Regions from separate parts of the Homo sapiens genome. Here region 2 is linked to region 1. Evidence: chromatin contacts called from ENCODE Hi-C data. All regions are on one chromosome and are shown on one strand. The core of a region is the stretch at or near the end of the contact, and the rest is flanking DNA. Distances in the headings are between cores, read along the strand shown.

Evidence for each region. A loop is a pair of places that touch in the nucleus more often than their neighbours do. Pooled maps may share reads with other maps.
Region 2: a loop to region 1 is called in a map with no recorded cell type, with 6 times the contacts of the local background. The contact joins two enhancer-like sites. A Hi-C loop is called at or near these places in 9 of 37 single-sample maps with no recorded cell type and 8 of 50 pooled maps.

Annotation. Positions count from the first base shown.
Region 1 is chr6:157,558,261-157,565,951 of GRCh38, forward strand. All of the region lies in intron 2 of ZDHHC14 (zDHHC palmitoyltransferase 14), which reads left to right. Among named protein-coding and RNA genes, the nearest start is that of MIR3692, 33 kb to the left of the region's middle. RefSeq lists enhancers at 3,148-3,277, 3,555-4,528, 3,638-3,717, 3,838-3,917. Within about 2 kb of position 3,391, at least 6 of the 41 ENCODE cell types and tissues checked have a DNase peak (open chromatin) inside an H3K27ac peak, as active enhancers do.
Region 2 is chr6:157,875,439-157,883,129 of GRCh38, forward strand. The region is part of intron 4 of SNX9 (sorting nexin 9); the gene reads left to right. Among named protein-coding and RNA genes, the nearest start is that of SNX9-AS1, 14 kb to the right of the region's middle. Within about 2 kb of position 4,667, at least 2 of the 41 ENCODE cell types and tissues checked have a DNase peak (open chromatin) inside an H3K27ac peak, as active enhancers do.

The DNA.
Region 1 (7,691 bases), core at 2,141-4,640:
GAAATGGCTGATAATTACTCTGAGCCAGGTGACATTCATGTCCCCCTGATCCCCTTTTGACAGATGCCTGGTATTCTGATGGTTCATTTCTGACCTGGCTAGTCTGCATTACACAGGGAAACTGTTCAAGAGCCATGGATCACCCAGAGCGCCCACAGGTAGGCCGTTCAGTGACAAGAGTAGCCAATCGAGAGGGCTGACACCCAGCTGTTACCAAGTCTAGAGGAAAACAAAACTAATGACTCTGGTGCAAACATGGAATCCAATTTTGTGGAGAGGAGGAATTTCTAATATAAGAAAAGCAATGGCCCATCAGTAAAGAAAGATTGGATTCAGGCAAAAGCAATGAAAGACTCAGAATTGTGTTTTTGGTTTTATGTCTTCTGTTTGGGATCCTCATTTCAGGCCCTTATGATTCTGTTTTTCCACTTGACAGTGCACAGGGTGGTTGTAAGGAGTCATTACTAAAACAAAAATGATTGGGATGGCATTTTGCAAAAATCACCAAGTGAACTTTGGTGGTAAAAAAAAAAAAGCAAACAAACAATAAAACAAAGTTCAAGTAATGTAGATCAGAGATTCCTCTTCCCTGCTGTAGGAACTTTCTAGGGGAGAAGCATCTGGAAGCAGGACTTGCAGGCACAGCTGCTCAGCCCCCAACCTCGGAGGGTGGATTTCCCCCCAGCTCTCTAATACAAATGAAAGTGAGCCCTTTGAGTCTAATCACACTTCCCAACTCTTACAGCTCAAAACACACAAACAATGAGCTTTTTCAAGCTCCCCATGAAGCTCTGCCGAGATAAAAGCAGTTAACAACCACTCTTCCATGATGATAAATGGTTGTTGGTTTTCTTTAATCAATATTTTAATAACTATTTGCACACTTTGACAATTATGACTACAGAGAGACTGATGGTGATTACAGAAGCAGATTGCAAAGGTGATTCACGAGGATGTGGTGGTCGGCCATCTCTCTGGGACAAGTGGGCTTTAGCCGGGAACCTGCTGCCCCACAGGCTTCTGAAGCAGGTGTACTGTAGCTATTGCGTGGGCAGCTGATGTGGCAACAGTCGGCCCCGCTTCCTGGCTGACGCGCTCTTCTCCAGGACAGCTTTGCTCCCCAGCAAGTGCAGCAAAAATTCACTCCAGAATCAGTCACTTGCCTCTTTCCGTGGGCATGACTTTAGAGCCATTGGCTTTAGAGCTGAGTTGGCCACCACCCTGTGCCTGCATGAGTGGAAAGAATCCGCTCAAGCTGGAACTGCCCTCAGGTCTCCCAAGGAGAGCCCAGCCACCCTGCCATCTTGAAGGGCATCTTCCTGGAATAACAGCATGCTCATGTTTCCTGGCACTTCTTCTCATTCTCAGTTAAAGACATACTCCATTCATTGTTTTCACTGTTTTGTTTTTCCCCACTTCAAGCTCCAGGTTGTCATGAATACTATTTTGGAGTTGGACCCATTATAAATGTTTTGTCCAGAAAAGAGTCTGGAAGGAAAGCTCTGAAACGTCTGGATTTACAGAGAGAGAATTAGGAGCTGTCTTTCTACATTGTGTCAAGTTTTAGAAATAAACATGAAGAACCAAAATAATAAAATGATGGAAAAAATTCACTGTGAAAGAAGTTGAAATAGGCCCCCATGGACAGGGCTGCAGGGAGCAAAATAGAAACCTTACTTGAAAATAAACATGAAGATGTTCATGATAGAGTTATTTATAATAGTGTAAAGGAAGTAGAAGCAATTTCTATGCATACCAGGAGGGAAATGGATACACGAATTACACTATACGTCTATGATGAATTACACTATACCTTTCCACTCATGCAGGCACAGGGTGGTGGCCAACTCAGCTCTAAAGCCAATGGCTCTAAAGTCATGCCCACGGAAAGAGGCAAGTGACTGATTCTGGAGTGAATTTTTGCTGCACTTGCTGGGGAGCAAAGCTGTCCTGGAGAAGAGCGTGTCAGCCAGGAAGCGGGGCCGACTGTTGCCACATCAGTTGCCTACACAACAGCTACAGTACACCTTCTTCAAAAGCCTGTGGGGCAGCAGGTGCCCGGCTGAAGACCACTTATCCCAGAGAGATGGCCAACCACCACGTCCTCGTGAATCACCTTTGCAATCTGCTTCTGTAAACGCCACGTTGTTAGAACGTCTTAAAATATTGATATCAAAGATATCTAATGGCTTATAAAAGTTATCCTTATACAATTTCAATGAAAATATGCAAAATACAAAATTGGATGTACATTGGGATCTTAATATATATAGGAATTATAAGGAAATATAAACAAGTTTTTTTTTGTGATTGGACTGGCAAGTAATTTTAGTTTTTTTCTCTGTACGTTTCTGATATTCCCTATGATGAGCATGTGTTACCTTTATAATTAGAAGAAAAAAAATCAGTAAATGTCATTACATAAACTCTAGCATTAATAGATATGCATTCAGCAAACATTTATTAAGCAGTACTTCTTACTCATTGCCTTGGCCTTGGCAAATCACGAATTCTCTCTAGGGGCTTTGTGTTTTCATCTGGATAATGGGATCCCACGGCCTTGCCTGACTCACAGAAGCATTATGAGGAACGGATGCATTAACCTGAAGAAGCTGTGAAAATAGCAGATTGCTTATCCAAGCACAACATTATGAGGCGTGGCGTGTCTAATCACGAACCCACTAGAACATGAGAAAGAAGAAATTGAACAAGACTGTAATGAGTTGTTTGGAATGGAAGCCCATAAGAAACTAAAACCAAAAAATAGTCAGCATTTAAATGCAGAGTGCAGAAGGACATTTCGGGGAGCCCAGGTCCTCAGAGCGTGGGGGTGTTAGCTGCCCTGTGCAAGGCGGTCCTTTATTGGAAATCGCCTCAGAGAGCATTGCTGAGTGTGGCTTCTTGCAACTACACCTGAGAACGACATTCACTCTGCTTCATTGAAAACAATCTATCCCGTGTGTGGAAGAAGCATGCCTTGCTGGGGTCAGGGCCAGGGACAAAGCTCAGAGGCCATGCTGAGTTTTCATCAAACACCTGCTGAGCAGCTGGCACGTGCCAGGACACGGTCTAGGCTGAAGGCTGCCATCGTAGTGCAGAATAGAATCCCGTGGAGGTTGGAAATGTTTACCTGCTTGCTTTTTTTCTTACCGTGTGTATTATTTTCAGTAATAAAATGTATACATATACAAGTGAGCACCTTCCCCTGGAAATTCTGACTCAGCAGGTAGAGTGTCCGACGGGCGCGCATGTGAGACCTGCTGTCCCGGCGCTCAGATACACATGGGGGACAAAAATGACAAAGCAGCCACCCTCAGTTTATAATTAGGAAACAGAAACTATACACGCACACCTGGCACAGAGCAGGTGCTCTCACCCAGACCTCTTGAATTGTTGAGTTGAATTTATTTATTTATTTGAGATGGAGTTTCACTGTTGTCACCCAGCCTGGAGTGCAGTGGCGTGATCATGGCTCACTTTAACCTCCACCTCCTGGTTTCAAGTGATTCTGCCTCCACCTCCCAAGTAGCTGGGATTATAGGTGTGCACCACCACACCCGGCTATTTTTTGTATTTTTTGTAGATAAGTGGGGTTTTCACCATGTTGGCCTCCCAAAGTGCTGGGATTACAGGTGTGAGCCACTGTGCTGGGCCCTGAATTTAAAAGTTAAACGCAGAATACATAGATGTTCTCAGAGGGTTAGATACTTTTTTTCCCTTAGTATCTGAGGTTTTTGTGGGTTCAGTGAGAAACCTGGGTGTTTATAACATATAAACAAAATGATTTCAGTTCCTCAACTCACACAGCTTTTCACAGGGAAGGGGCAGAAGATGCAGCTTGAAGGTATCCAGAAAACATGTGTGGGGCAGTCAGACGGAGCAGCTGCAGCCTGGGGGCGTAGGGGCTGTGGGGACCTGCAGTAGCCTGGTTGGCAACCATGAGAAGAGAGAGGAAGGGCCTATAAGTCAGTCCATCTGTGACCACAACACCCACAGCCCTGGGCAATGAAGGGCAGAAGTGGGGACCAGGGATGCCCAACTGGGGTTTAGCCGTGAGAACAGCTGGTGCAGCCTCAGAGAAGGCGCTGCAGAAGCTCCCAGGGTGGACGCTGGGACTCCTGGGCCAGAAGCTCTGTGAGCGTGGCGAGGGGTCTCTGCCTTGTTCCGCTGTCCCTGGCTGGCCCCTCATTTTCTGTTGGTGGGGCCAGGGCTGCTGCTGGGCTCTCCATGCGATTCTCTAGGCAGATTTGGGGTGGGGGCTCCCGAGAGGGTCTGTGAAGACTACCACTTCTCCAGGTACAGAGAGGGAGGGGACCCTAAGCTGCTGCCTCTCGCTGAGGTCAGCAGACACTCGATGAGCCACCTGAGCAGCTCATTCGCAGGCAGGTTCCAGGCCCAGTCCTGAGCTCACCACCCAGAGTCTGTTGGAGACAGGACCTGGGAATCTGCATCTAGCACAGTAATGTTTGAGAGTCACTGACTTAAAATATCCTCACATATATAGGGAGCGTTTTATGTGTGTGAAGTGTAGTGCTGTGGAGAGGGGCAGCCTCCTCAGAAAATGGAGGTTGTGTCAGCTAGGAAGCTGCTCAGGACAACGGTTCCCTCCCGCCTCCCACCGCCCCCCAAGCACCCACTGTGCCCAGGTCAAGGAAGAACCTAGAACTCCCCAACCCCACCCCTGCCCTGCAAGAGCTGTGCATTCCTGACAAGAGGCTGCCCAGGAGGTGAAAGGGAGCAAGGCGGCATGGAGGCTGGGGCCATGTGGATGTAGGGTTCATGGTCTTCCTGCGGTAAGAAGCCGGCTCCACAAGGGCCTAGTGTCTCCCAGGCACCCGGAGCTGGGCTGGACTCCTGGAGGTGGTAACTAAGGCAGAGTCCTTGCTCCCACTACAAGCCTGGAGGCTGGAGGGGAAGGCAGCCAGGTTGACTCAAGGGCCTGGATGGCAGAAGTACTGGCCAGGCCTGCCCTCCCAGGAAACACCACGGCCACCGCTTAGCAATGCTTCCTGGAAAGGCCCCTGCCCGAGCTTGGCCTGCCTGGGCGTTAAGCGTGCCTCTTCCCCAGCTCCAAGCCAGAAGAGGAGCCGGAGCAGGTCCGGGTGATGTGAGATCACCCAGGAGTGGCTGGTTTCTGCCTTGCCCTGCTCTGACTTGGGGGAGGCTGTTTTGTTTCTTCCCCCTTCCCGGAGTGGAATTTCTCTGTTGAAAGTGGGAGTGTGTGCTCTTATGCCTCCAATACCTGGTTCTCAGGTGGTGCTTATTAGAGAGACCCCATGGCAAGCACTTGCCAGCCCCAGCAGCTCCGTGTATCCACACTGTGTGTATCCAGAACAAAGCTGGTCACTTCTTTACATAGGATGTAAAAAAGATTGGAGTGTGTCCCCAGCCAGCAGGGGCATGCGGTGGGCACTGAACAGGACTAAGTGCGAACTAGGACCAGAGGCACAAGTCACGGATTGCAGATGTCCAGACCTCAAACACCCGGGGAACTCTAAGGCCAGACTTCTAGGTTAGTTAGTTGAGGCTGTGGGGCTGCGGTGAGTGAGGTTGCATTGCAGTTGCATTGCAGTTCTGGGACTTTTCTAGAAGCTGCATGGAAGCGAAACAGTGTGCTCTGGTGGGCTCATAGGCTTCAGGCTGAATTCAGTCATCCCCAAATCTAGCCATTCTGAGTGGCTCCCTAAGGGGGAACCCCTGTCTGCAGACCAACCCCAAGGGCCAGACAGAAAGCAAAAGCCTACCAGGTTTCACTCTGAGGATGTCAGGGCCCTTGCAGAGAGGAAACTGGGCTGGAAATTCAAAGAATGTCTCAGAATCGTATTTCTCCTTAGTGAAATTGACAAAAGAATTGAGAAACTCCTTTTCTGCTGACCAGATTTTTAAAAAAATCCAACCTCACATTCTTCAGTTAGAACTGTTCTTGCATGGTGGTCACAGCTGGTGCCTGCTCACTCATAGTTGGGGCAGGGCGGGGGCTTTGGTTGGATAATCAGGCAGAAGACAAAGATTCAGATCCCAATTCCCTCTGCCGTCTTCATGTCAACCACACCAGGAACCTGAGCAGGTCTCTTTCTTTTCCAGAAGTGGGGTTGGGGGGAAGAACATATTCAGAGGCATCAGTATGTCTATTTGGCTGGAAAGAATTATAGGTATTTAGGAATTGTCTTTTATGTTATGAATACATTTTTTAAAATATGTAGAAATTGGTGACCATTACAGACAAATCTCTAGAACTAGAAACTCAGTTCAACCCAATACATCAGATGTCTAGTGAGTTGTCAGACATCTCTGCAAGGTAGTAAACATTGAAAATAATACAAAGATAAATGAAATAAGTTTTGTGTATGTCAAAATCTAGACCAAACTGCTATTGATCACAAGATGCTTGCTAAGAAATAATTTCTTAAATCTGTCAGCCCTTACATTTTGATTTCACAGCACTTATAGTCCTTTATTAAAGTACCACTGAGCACCAGCAAAGGAGGACAAAATCAATACTGCCAATCTTATGATCAGACTTAGATAAAACTCATTTTTGCCTGATTTCCCTTTGAGAACTCATAGGTTTGGGCCTCTGACGGCTGCTCTGGGTCCTCCAAGGTCAATACGGGGCAGGAGGGGTGAAATTATAGAGATCTGTGGGTGAGCTTCTGCATGCTGCTTTTGATGTAAAAGTATTTTCCAAAGTAAGAATATTTGGGCCGGGCATGGTGGCTCACGCCTGCAATTCTAGCACTTTGGGAGGCTGAGGTGGGTGGATCACTTGAGCTCAGGAGTTCGAGGCCAGCCTGGGCAGCATGGTGAAACCCCACCTCTACTAAAAATACAAAAACATTAGCCAGGTGTGGTGGCATGCACCTGGAGTCCCAGCTACTTGAGAGGCTGAGGTGGGAGGATCACCTGCGTCTGGGAGGTCAAGGTTGCAGTGAGCCAAGATTGCACCACTGCACTCCATCCAGGCAAAAGAGTGAGACCTTATCTCCAAAAAAAAGAGTATTTGAATAATTTCATTTTAATCAGTCTAAGTAGAGAGGTGTTGAGATTTTTCGTGTAATTAATGGTGGACTGGATTTGAGTTAAATAAGCATTGATTAAGTGCTTGCCTATTGTGTGCCTTCAACACATTTACCATCTGTGGGAATAAGGCAAAAATACAAAAAATTAGTTTATGGGGAACATAGGCAAGTTACTTAGTGTTATTCAGATTCAGTCACATGCATATTGAAGAGCCCAAACCAAAGCAAGGGTCAGTGGAGTCAAAAGATTGGGTACAGGCCAGATGCAGTTGCTCGCGCCTATAATCCCAGCACTTTGGAAGGCCGAGGCGGGCGGATCACCTGAGATGAGGAGTTCAAGACCAGACTGGCCAACATGGAGAAACCGTGTCTTTACTAAAAATACAAAAATTAGCTGGGTGTGGTAATCCCAGCTACTATGGGGGGCTGAGGCAGGAGACTGGTTTGAACCCAGTGCAGGAGGCGGAGGTTGCAGTGAGCTGAGATTGCACCACTGCACAGGTGATGGAGCAAGACTCCGTCTCCAAAAAAAAAAAAAAAGGTTGGGTCCAGAGAAACCCCTGTCCAGAATCCTAGACCCAAAACAGATAGGAACCTCTCTCTCCAGCCCCCTGTTATATACACCTAAGAGACCCAGGGAAGTTAAGTCACTTGTGGTGGCAGAACGGGGAC
Region 2 (7,691 bases), core at 3,417-5,916, 320 kb after region 1:
AGACCCCAGAAACTGCAAATACCCTCTTAGATAAAGGCATGGAAAGAAGAGGAAGAAGAGGAGGCTCTTGTTGTTGAGGAGGTCAGTGTCAGAGCCTCGGCCTGGATCAGGAAATAGATGCCCTGGCCCTGGCATGTTGCTTACACTCTCAGAGCTAGAGGCCCTCATCCTGCGAGTAGAAGCAGTGCCTGTGAAAGTCTACCAGATCCAGGCACTCAGCACTTGGTACTCTTATTGTATTGCTTCCAGGAAACTTAGAATAGTGGGATAACTTGAGAAGAATACAAGGAAATTTTACATTAATTTTAATTAAAATTTGACTAGTTTAGGTGAATTTGTCTAGTTCATTTATTGCCAAATGATGACACAGAGTAAGTGACAAGAAGAAAATTGAGAAGACAGGTATCAAAATATTGTTGCTGCTGGGCACAGTAGCTCACGCCTGTAATCCCAGCACTTTGGGAGGCCAAGGCAGGTGGATTGCTTGAGTGCTGGAGTTCGAGACAAGCCTGGGCAACACGATGAAACCCCATCTCCACACGTTAAAAAAAAAGTTAAAAAAAAAGAATTAAAATATTGTTAACTGCTTACATCTTTAGAAATGAATGGGCTTTAGGAGATGTTATTTCTTGATTTTTTTTTTAACTACATAAAAGGTTTTAAATTCTATCAGGCCTGATGATAATCATATCACTTACAAGTATTTGCTTATAAAATATCTGTTTATTAGCCAGGCACAGTGGCTCACGCCTGTAATCCCACCAGCACTTTGGGAGGCCGAGGCGGGCGGATCACCTGAGTTCAGGAGTTTGAGACCATCCTGGCCAACATGGTGAAACCCCATCTCTACTAAAAATACAAAAATTAGCTAGGTGTGGTGGCAGGCACCTGTAATCCAAGCTGCTCGGGGGGCTGAAGCAGGAGAATGACTTGAACTGGGAGGCGGCCACTGCAGTAAGCCGAGATCGTGCCACTGTACTCCAGCCTGGGCGAGTGAGACTCCTCAAAAGAAAAAGAATATCTGTCAATTGACCTTCCAAGTGAGTTTATATAAGTTTATCACCATATACTAACTGCAGGTTTTATACATTTCAAAACAGCTTTTTGTAGACATTCTGAATTACAAATTAGACTCAGATATTTAAAATTTGCAGGCAAGGTGATTGATCACTGTAATTGAAGAATTCTCTTCTGTATTTTATTATTCTATACTACTTGAGAACATTGGCCAGGTAAGGGTTACTCACTGTGAAACGTGAATAGTAGTTATACCTCACTGGAAGTTTTCCCAGGGGTTCTCAACCTGAGCCTCATTGCCGTTTGAGGCCCCGCGCCCTTTCCTAGTGGGGCGGGCCCATCCTGGGCACTGCAGGATATTGAGCAGCCTTCCTAGCTTCTACCTACCAGGTGCCAGTCACATGCACGCCACCTCAGTTGTGACAACCAAAAATGTCTCCAGATATAGCCAAGTGTTGCCTAGGAGCAAAGCCAAGCCAGTTGAGATTCACTGAGTTATACAGAAGCACCCATGAAATGGGTTTGCATTAATAAAGGACAAGATTTTAATAAAAGAATTGTAATGAGGTAATGAGATCATAGAATAAGTGAGGCAAACAAAAAATAGAAATATTTATCTTATTTTAATTCTAGGGACTGACCAGCTATTATCTCAAGATAGGTGGAGGCAGTTTAGCTAATGAAAAGAAATTAAAACTCAGATTTAAGTCATGTTCTGTTAGGAAATATATTCCTTGGTATTTACTTGTAGTTTAATATAAACTGGTATAAGTCTAAAATTTGTTTCGTTTAGGTTATTTAGAAGGTAATAAAAGAAAAAAAAAGCGGGGGGGGCATCTAGTCTAACATTGAATCTAATCAGATCCTTTGAAAGCAAAGAAAAATGAACTGAAACTAGAATTAACAAAATGCAGAAAGCATAGCCGTCATTAATTTGAGCATTTGAATTTAATGTAAATCAAGTAAAAATATTTTAACTGCTATCTCTGCCCTCTGTTATCTGGGATATGAGAACAATTTAAGTAGGCCAAAATTTGGGTACATTTTGTAAATACCATGAAAGATGTCACGAGTAGGAAACCAGATGACCATTAATTGGTAGCTTTTTAAACATTTTCCTATCAGGTTTGCCCATTGCTTTCATTTTCTGAATGCGGGTAGGAAGATGTGTGCTCTGAGGTGAGCTGCTTGGGAGGCTCTGATTGCCTGTGCTCTCTCCCAGGGTCGGTTTTGTTTTGAGAGCGGGAACCTCAGAGAAGCTGGGCCTCTCTCCTGTCCATCAGGCCCATGGGCACATCCCCTCTCAGGCATGCATCTCTTCAGCTTGGCACACTCTGCCAACTTCTGAGCCAGTGTCTCTTTACTCATCTTAGCATCAGTAAGTTTAAATTTGACTCTCCTCCCACACAAGCAAGTTGAAGCCCCACATTCAGTTGGTTATCCAACTTCCTGAGTGTCGTATTTTTCTTTAAGTATATCTTTTTAAAGATCTCTTTGAATAACTTATTTCGAGCCTGCTACTCTTTCCTTGACTTTGTATTCTTAATCTGTGCTGCATTTCAGAGTAACTAGTTCATAAATGTATAACCTACTATGTAAGATAGCACTTTCTTTTGGTTTTTCTTAAAACTCCTAATTTCAGGTTGCTTGGGGGACCCTTTGGTTCTAGATTCTTACTGAGTAGTCTCAGGTGAGCAGAGTTGCTGGTGTCAAGGCAGTGTTGCTGCATCCAGGTCCCTGGCCCACTGTGATTGCTTTCCTCTTTTGGTGGTGAGAAAACGCTTTATCAGCCAAAACGCAGTTCAGCTTGGCTGCAGTTTAGACTAGAATTGTCAGTGTGAAAGGAATATGATGAGTTGTTCTTTAAATGGACTGAAACAGTTTGATTTGGAAAATTATAAAGCTGTTTATTAAACTACTTGGAGAAAATAATAGACAGCATTTTTTTTATGATCTTGGAATATGGAAGCCCACCATTTTTTTTTTTTTTTTGAGACGGAGTCTCGCTCAGTCGCTCAGGCTGGAGTGCAGTGGCGTGATGTCAGCTCACTGCAACCTCTGCCTCCTCCTGGGTTCAAATGATTCTCCTGCGTCAATCTCCTGAGTAGCTGGGACTACAGGTGCCCGCCACTACGCCCAGGTAATTTTTGTATTTTTGGTAGAGATGGGGTTTCACCATATTGGCCAGGCTGGTCTCAAACTCCTGACCTTGTGATCCGCCCACTTCAGCCTCCCAATTGCATCCGGCCTATGGAAGCCCTTTCTGAGACTGACAGCACAAAGTCTAGTGGCCATTAAGGATATAATTGATACATTTAAGTAAACAAGTAATATTAAATTAGCAAAAATACTTCTGACTTATGACGGATACAGGCTAATTCCATTCATATACATACACTCTTGCTAATCTGTAAGAAAAAGATGAAGAATTCAGAAAAATAGGTAAAGTGTATAAACAGGCTGTCCTTTGGTGGGGGAAGGTACTAATAGTTAATATACTTGGGAAAATGCTCATTTTAAGATTCTTCTATCAAACTAGCAGAGAATGAAAACAGTTTAAAAGCTAGTGTCATACAGGTGTGGTCAGACAGGCAATGTCATACAAAGCGAGGGAAAGGATAAAGTGATGAAGCTTTTCGGGGCTGGTTCGGTAATGTATATGAGTATTTACAATGCATATCTCTAAGGCCCAGCGGTTCTGAGTTCCTCCTGCAGATCTGCTCGCAGAACGCAGGTTTCTGGGCAAGAACGTTTCCTACGGCATTGTTTGTAACAGCAGAAAACCGGAATGTAAATGTCTGTCAGCAGGGGACTGATCAGATGAACTATAGGCAGCCACGCAGTGGAAAGCTGAGCTTCCCTTAGGGAGAGTGAGGGTAGATTTAGATGTACAGATAGAGGTATGATTTTTTTAAAAGGCACCTCAGTATGGGTAATGTTATCTTTCTTGTGTTTCAGTGCACACACATACACACACACCATAGATGCAAAGTGTGTAGAAAATGTATTGAAGGATACCCAGGAACTGAATCAAACTCTCTTCATTTTCTTATTCAAATACAGATTTTATATTACCCAGATAAGGACAACCATTTTATTACCTTTGAAAAGAAAGCATAGTTTTTAGTGGTTAATATTAGTTTCATTATTAGTTACTTATCGGTTATTTCACAGTTTCAAGAGTATTTCACGTTAGTGGCTGAACCACTAGAATGAATGGACCAGCTGATGGGAATGAATCTCAATTGTTAAAAATCTCTACTCCTGTGTGTGCTAGTCTTGTTTTTCATCAGTTATTGTTGTTTAGATTACATCACTGCTGTGATTCTGAAAAGGTTTCAGTATAGATCTTAAACTCTCAGATTACTGCTTCTTTAGAGTACTTACTTTTGAGAAATTAATAGAAAGTTTTTGTTTGTACCTTTCTAAAGAATGAGAACAATGAGGTTTAAAAGCTACTTAAAAGTTCTGTAAACCTAGATGTCTTATCTGAAGGTTTTCTACTTGAGAGGTTTGTTTTCTGTCTCCTTCAAATACTAGAAAGATGTGTATACTTGGAATAAAGCTGCTTTTGTTTTGCTGAGAGCCCTTCTGGCCTCTGTCACATGCTCTCCCTGGCATCTCTCTGTTTTTCTGTTTCACACCCCGCCAGTCCCCAGGTGAGTGGTGTGGTGGGAAGCATGTAAGCTTTGCTGTTAGATCCAGGCTTGCCAGTGCGGCTCCACTGTGTAAGAATTGTGGCTTTGGCATAAGACCTGCCTCCTGAACCTCCTGAATAGTCAGTGGATTAGGCCACCAATATAAAGTAGTGCCGGACACATGGAAGATATTTCATAAATATTTTCCTTCTTTTCCCACTTCTTCCCTCCTTTAAAAGGGGGTCTTCAATCCACTTACCCTTTTGTGTTCCAGCCTCTCTCACTATTCTACCCTCTCTAATCGTGTAGATTCCCTTATAAAGTGTCTCTCTAATCTTGAATTTTCTCTTTGATTTGCCCAATTTCTAGCTTTTTGTTGAACAGTTCTATCAGCATGTCTCCTTTGTATCTGAAATTCATCTTCAACCGAATCACTTATTTCCCCACAAAACTAGTTTCTCTTCCTGACTTTCCTGTTTCTGTTTCTCTGAAATGTTACTTCTTTCTGTGCCCTCTTTTTATTCTGCTTTAAAACCCTAACCGAGTGCCATCGTGAGCCACAGTTATTGAGAGGCGTGCTCTGCATCCTTGAGATGTGGAAAGAGGGAACTGATTGAGATCCATTGTTCTAACAGATTTCCTGTCTTTTCTCTCCTCCTTAAGAGGCAACCTAGCTTGGTGTCAAGGCAGTGAGTTTAGGAGCCAGACTGTCTAGGTTTTAATCCCAGATCTCACACATCCTATGTGAATCAGGGTAAGCTGCTTAGCATCTCTGTGCCTCATCTGTAAAACCTCATGGGATTTTTGGAAAAAGTAAATGAAAAAAGAGTTCTAAAGTATTTAGAAGAGTACATGGTACTTAGTAGTGGTTTAATAATTGTTAATTATAGTTATCTCATATACCACTGCTTCTAAAACAAGACATTAAGGACAGGCACACTTCATTTATTGCCCTTTGCTTTATTGCACTTGACAGATAATGCATTATTTACAGATTGAAAGTTTTTGGCACCCCCTGCATTGAGCAAGTCTATGGGCGCCATTTTGTCAACAGCATGTACTCACTTGGTGTCTCTGTTTCACGTTTTGTTAATTCTTGCAATGTTTCATACTTTTTCATCATTATTATATCTGTTTTGATGATTCATGATGAGTGATCTTTGATGTTACTATTGTAATTGTTTTGAGGCACCACAATGGCGAGCTTAATTGACATGTTTTATGTGTTCCGCCTGTTCTACCCGCCAGCCATACCCTCGTCTTTCTCCCTCTCCTTGGACCTCCCTATTCTCTGAGACACAACCGTATTTCAGTTAACCAATTATTAACCCTGCAGTGGCCTCTAAGTGTTTCAGTGAAAGGAAGAGTCGCATTTCTCTCACTTTAAATCAAGAGCTAGAAATTATTAAGCTTAGTGAGGAAGGCTTGTCAAAAGCTGAAGCAGGCCAAAAGCCAGGTCCTCTTGAGCCAAACACTTAGCCAAGTTGTGACTGCAAAGGAAAAGTTCTTGAAGGAAATTAAAAGTAGTAGTCCAGTGAACACTTGAATGATAAGAAAGTGAAATAGCCTTATTGCTGATAAGGAGAAGGTTTGAGTGGTCTGGGTAGAAGATCAAACAGGCCACAACATTCCCTTAAGCCAAAGCCTAATGCAGAGCAAGGTCTTAACTATCTTCAATTCTGTGAAGGCTGAGAGAGGTGAGGAAGCTGCAGAAGAAAAGTTTGAAGCTAGCAGAAGTTGGTTCATGAGGCTTAAGGAAAGAAGCTGTCTTCATAATATAAAAGTGCACGGTGAAGCAGCAGGTGCTGCTGTGGAAGCTGCAATACATTATCCAGAAGATCTAGCAAAGATTATTGATGATGGTGCTGCACTAAACAGATTTTCAGAGCAGATGAAACAGCCTTCTATTATTGGAAGAAGATGCCATCTAGGACTTGCACAGCTGGAGAGGGGAAGCCAGTGCCTGCTTCAAAGTTTCAAAGAACAGGCTGACTCTCTTTAAGGGGCTAATGCGGCTGGTAACTTTATGTTGAAACCAGTGCTCGTTTACCATTCTGAAAATCCTAAGGGTCCTTAGAATTATGCGGAATCTACTCTGCCTGTCTTCTGTAAATTGAATAGCCAAGCCTGGATGACAGCACATCTGTTTGCAATATGATTTACTGAATATTTCAAGCCCACTGTTGAGACCAACTGCTGAGAAAAAAAGATTTCTTTCAAAATATTACTGCTCATTGACAATGCCCCTGGTCACCTAAGAGCGCTGATGGAGATGTACATGAAGATTGATGTTTTCATGCCTGCTAATACAGCACTTATTCTACAGCCCTTGGATCGAGGAGTAATTTTGACTTCTAAGTCCTATAAGAAATACATTTCGCAAGGCTATGGCTGCCATAAATAGTGATTCCTCTGATGGATCTGGGCAAAGTACATCGAAAACCTTCTGAAAAGGATTCATCGTTCTGGATGCCATGAAGAACATTCATGATTCATGGAAGAAGGTCAAAATGTCAACATTAACAGGAGTTTGGAAGAAGTAGATTCCAACCCTCATAGAAGATGTTCATGAAGGAAGTAACTGCAGATGTGGTAGAAATACTAAGAGAACTAGAATTAGAAGTGGAGCCTGAAGATGTGACTGAATTTCTTCAACCTCATGATAAAACTTGAACAGATGAGGAGTTGCTTCTTATGGATGAGCAAAGAAAGTGGTTTCCTGAGATGGAATCTATTCGTGGTGAGGATGCTATGAACATTGTTGACAACAAATGATTTAGAATATTCCATAAACTTAGTAGATAAAATAGCAGCAGGATTTGAGAGAATTGATTCCAGTTTTGAAAGAAGTTCTACTGTGGGCAAAATGCTATCAAACAGCATCACATGCTACAGAGAAATCTTTCATGAAAGGAAGAGTCAATTGACATGGCAGACTTCATTGTCTTGTTTTAAGAAGTTGCCACAGCCACCCCAACCTTCAGCAACCACCACCCTGATCAGTCAGCAGTCATGAACATCAAAACAAGACCCCCC